Linked DNA regions of Homo sapiens: region 1 is linked to region 2. A link is a loop called in an ENCODE intact Hi-C map of the cell type or tissue named here. Cell type or tissue: heart right ventricle. All regions are shown on one strand.

The links. Peaks named below come from ENCODE experiments on the same cell type or tissue, not always from the same donor. Only the 100,000 strongest peaks of a DNase experiment are listed, where the experiment ranks them.
Region 1: a loop joins it to region 2, with 2.4 times the contacts of the local background. A loop is called at or near these places in 11 of 110 quality-filtered maps.

The regions. Positions count from the first base shown.
Region 1 is chr6:170,143,648-170,146,147 of GRCh38, reverse strand. No RefSeq gene overlaps it. Among named protein-coding and RNA genes, the nearest start is that of LINC01624, 130 kb to the left of the region's middle. In heart right ventricle, no CTCF peak of the experiment used is centred here; no DNase peak of the experiment used is centred here.
Region 2 is chr6:170,279,542-170,282,041 of GRCh38, reverse strand. No RefSeq gene overlaps it. Among named protein-coding and RNA genes, the nearest start is that of LINC01624, 8.3 kb to the right of the region's middle. In heart right ventricle, CTCF peaks have their summits at 1,299 and 1,524; a DNase peak (open chromatin) is centred at 1,556; H3K4me3 peaks cover 843 bases; H3K27ac peaks cover 1,165 bases.

The sequences.
Region 1 (2,500 bases), 140 kb after region 2:
CACACCTCACCCTCCTACACACCTCACCCTCCTACACACCTCACCCTCCTACACACCTCACCCTCCTACACACCTCACCCTCCTACACACCTCACCCTCCTACACACCTCACCCTCCTACACACCTCACCCTCCTACACACCTCACCCTCCTACACACCTCACCCTCCGCAGTGTGCTTATCACCACTGCACCCACGCTTGTGGCTGCAAGGAAGTCCCTGGCTGATGTGAGTCCTCCTCCCACACACTGGGGCCCATGGCTTTGGTGTCTAGAAAAGAATGACAATAAGGTCAGTACAGGGCAGGCTGGTCAGACCACCTTGATGAAAAAAAAGACAAGATGGGGCTTTCATCACAAAATGAGCACCACCCTTAGACTGTGCCCGTTTTCTTTTCTGAGAGAGTCACTTTTGTCTTATCAGACCCAATGTAGGAGTGGCAAAAATGTGGATCAAAAACGTTACAGACAGAGTCTATGGCACAGGCAGGGAGGGCCGGGTGCAAAAACAACACAAAACAAATGAACAAAAGGGAACCTGCAGCAAAAATGAGGAGGGTCCCAGTGAGCTCCAAATGCTTCCAGAGGGACCAGGAGTTCAAAAGGAGAGTTCTGGTCTCCCCTCCTCTCCCTGCTCTCTCCTTCCTCCCCAGCTCCACTTGGTGACCTGGGCAAGCAGAAGGAAGGGCTGCAGAGCGCCCGCTGGGGCAGCTACTGCCCTCAGGACACAGCAGAAGGTTTACCTGGAAAAGGCCCAGGGGAGACAATGTTACAAAACCTGATAAATGTGCTGCACTTTGCTCGCAAACCCAAAGTCACCAGGGTGCATGCTTTAGCTTCATTAATTGAATAAACTATACAGAAATTACTGCCATAAACATTGAAAAGCACCCCAGAAACCGCTGTTCAAGAAGTTTACCTACACAAATTAAGTCCTTGAGCATATGATGCAAAATATTTACCTAATTACAAGGGCGAGAGTCAAAATGTTTAGTCACTAGTAAGTCTTGCCTACAGTTAATCAGAATGAGTCATGAGTTCAGTAGAATGGGCATGAACCATCAGAACAGGAATCAAACATAAGAACGGGAACCAAACATCAGAACAAGCACCAACCATCAGAACAGGAATCAAACATAAGAACGGGAACCAAACATCAGAACAGGCACCAACCATCAGAACAGGGGGTACCAACCATCAGAACAGGAACCAACCATCAGAACAGAAACCAACCATCAGAATAGGAATCAACCATCAGAACAGGACACCAACCATCAGAACAGGAACCAACCATCAGAACAGGACACCAATCATCAGAACAGGAACCAACCATCAGAACAGGAACCAACCATCAGAACAGGAACCAACCATCAGAACAGAAACCAACCATCAGAACAGGCACCAACCATCAGAACAGGAACCAACCATGAGAACAGGAACCAACCATCAGAACAGAAACCAACCATTAGAACAGGCACCAACCATCAGAACAGGCACCAATCATCAGAATGGGAACCAACCATTGTAATGGGCATCAAGCATCAGAATAGGAACCAAACATCAGAACAGGGCACCAAGCATTAGAGTGGGCACCAATGATCAGAACAGGAACCAACCATCAGAACAGGAACCAACCATAAGAACCAGCACCAACCATCAGAACAGGCACCAAGCTTCAGAATGGACACTAACTTACCTGAAGAGGGTGCCAGCAAAAGAAATGGATTGGCCATCAACAACTTGTATAGCTGAACATCAACCCTGACTTATTTTCAAAGTTCGTAAGCAGAGTTTTGGTTTTGCTTTCCTTTTTAACATTATATTTTGTACATTTTTCTTTATAACAATATTAAGGGTTTTTGAAGTATATTTGCATTTACCTCCCGTATGAGGCCATCCTAGCATTGCTATAAAGAAATACCTGAGACTGTGTGATTTAAAAATAAAATGATTTAATTGGCTCACAAGTCTTCACATTTTACAGGAAGCATGATGCTAGCATCTGCTTGGCTTCTGGGGAGCCCTCAGGAAGCTTCCAATCATGACAGAAGGTGAAGCGGGCAGGTCATATGGCCAGAGCAGGAGCAAGAGAGAGTGGAGTGGGGGGCACACACTTTTAAATGACCAGATCTCATGAGAACTCCTATCAGGAAGACCAACCAGCATGAGGGATCTGCCCCCATGACCTGAACACCTCTGGCCAGGCCCCACCTCCAGCATTGGGGATTACAATTCAGCATGAGATTTGGGTGGGGACAAATGCCAAAACTACATCATCTTCTTAAAAAGTTTTAAAACCAGCAGCCCTCTGTCCCTTCCCCTCGCAGCCCCAGTTCTGCACCCCAGAGGTAACCTTTAAGAATAATGTGCTGTTTATACATTTTCCACAGTAAATGCCTGTTTGCATGTTCAAATGTTGGTGACTTAACTCTTGCAGGAGCAGGAGCCTTCCCCGTCCTCACTGAAGGCGCACCGTGGCTCTGGGTGCACCAGGCTCATGGG
Region 2 (2,500 bases):
GCTTGCTGGCCATCATGAGGTGACTTGGTAAGAGCAGGCACGCGCATGAAGCAGCCGCGATTTTCTAATTCCATCCCCCCATGCATTTATTAGTTCTTTCCGCAGAAAGAATGAGCGTTCCTCATTCATTCATTCATTCATTCATTCATTCATTCATTCATGTCAGTGTAGACTTGTGAGTTATTTTGTACCCAGTGGGTCACAGCTGTCATGATTTTGTCGCCGTTTGACGCCAACATGGCCCCAGACGGGGCGTGGGAGTCACGGAAGCTGCTCCTCCGCTTCCCGTCGGTGGGCAGCCCCGTCTCTAAGCGCGTCCCGCCTGCTGGCTCAGCAGGACCGCACGGGCTCCCTGTGGGCTGACCCCTCATTTGCCGCTTTGCCCCCCGCTAAGCCCGGGTTCCTTATGGTAGTGATTGCATTTTTAACTTGCGCGTACCTCAAAGCGCTGAGCGGTTCCCAGGATGGAAAGAGGGCGACCGATGTAGCAGGAGCTGCGCGGAGGCACTGGCGCTCACTCCCCTCAGACCCGACTCCGCTTGCATTTCCTCCTTGCATTAAGGGCACGTTAAATGCCAGGCCAGCAACACCAGCAAAGAGGAGAAGTGTTTTGCTAAGAACATTGAGCTTGAATCCGATGACAGCTCTCAGTCTCATTACCAGTTACGGAAACACGGGACTGAAAACTCCTTCCTCGACGCCCCACGCATCTGCGCAGCCGAATCCAGGGAACTCTGTAGCCAAATAAATTGCAAGGAAAAAACAAGAAAATGGTGAGGGGGAACCCATAGATACAAAGAGACACGGACATATCAATCCATCGCAGCGTCTGGATCTGGTTCCTGTTTCAAACAGTTTAAAAATTTTATGAACCCACTGGAGACATGTAAGCGCTGACTGGGATATCCACATGATTTTAAAGTGCACCTGCTAAATAGTTTAGATGTGATGTGTTATTACTGTTCAGTTTAAAAAGAGACCTTATCTTTTAGAGAAAATTCTGAAATATTTATGGATGAAACAATACGAGGCCTGGGACTGATTCGGAGCCCCCCGCCGCGGGCACGGTGGCACGGGGAGTCCCACGAGCACTGCTGGGGGTCGCTGCAGCTGGGAGTGGCCCATGGGGGCGCTCACTTCCGTGTTCTTTCCTCTTTCGTACACGTTTGAAACTTCCCATAAGCAAAAGCATTAAGCCGGACCATACAGTGAATACACGCACACGCAAACACGACAGTTTCCGGGTGTGTATGGACCGCCGTGTCTGTGACGTGACCCACAGCAGAATGCATCTGAGGGAGGCTTGCTGTGGTTGCATACGCACATCGCAGATGAGAAATCTTACAAGGCCAAAAGCAAGCCAATTAAACTGGGTGGAGAGCGGGAGTCCGGTCAAGGACGCTGGTAGCAGAGTCTCAGGCTCGCTGGTGGCGCGCCTAGGTGATTGCCCACTCTGCTGAGTCCTTGAAAGGGAAACGGCAGCGTCTGCAGCAGTGCTGGGAGCACCTCCTCCCGTCTGCAGGGGACGGTGCCTTTCAGGGCACGGTTCTGCGCATGTGCTCAGCTGGCGCCAGCGAACGGCTTCCGGCTGCTCTTAGCGTGGAGTTCAAAATCCTTGACTTGGCCTCTCAGGTCATGCACCATCCGGCTCCCGCCTGTCTTGGAGCCTCGTTTCGTTATTCTCCCACGGGTCTGTTACCGCTCGGCTCCAGCCAGCGCCCTGGCAGCCTGGTTCTCCATCCGCCCCCACTCTGCGACTTTGAGTGGGATCTTCCATCTGTCTGGTGACTTCCAGTGTGACCTTCTTCCGCCACGAAAATGACCCGCCTGGGTTACCTGCCGCACGTGATGGTGCTCTTGCAGTTTGCCCTGTGGCATGATTAATTCGTGTAGCTGTTTGTTTAGTGGGCGTGTGTCCCAGGAGACTGCAACCTCAAAGAGGGCGGGCTGTGTTGGCCCTGGTTCACCACTGCAACCCAATCCCCACTTGAGGCTGAAGCAAGAAAACGTTCTCTATCCATGTGAGCTATAATTTGAGAACACACAGACACACACTCAGGACATTTCATCATGAAAGAAGCTTCATTCTCGTGTTCACTCTTACCAATGTCACTAGGAGTTTCGAACCATAACATGAAGCCAAACACAGGGATTATCTGAGCGGATGAACATAGTATTCTGTTTTTATTCTAATAACTGGCTGCCTAGATACAGCCCTGTATATGGTAAGAGTGCGTCTACTTGGTATCCAGCAAACAAAGTGTTATGCATTAGTAATTCCTCAGTCCATGCATTTTACAGAAAAGGCAGAGGGAAGGTAAATCGTTTCCTGAGGAACAGCTGAATGTCTAGAAACGTCAAGATGAAGAGTAGAATTTTGCATGCAAGGACACGCGCCATGAGCACCAGGCCTCACACGCAGGAGGCACACAGTACGTCTGTGTTGAATGTAGTATCTTCCACTACAAGGATAAGGAAACAAAAAGTACTTAGAAACTTT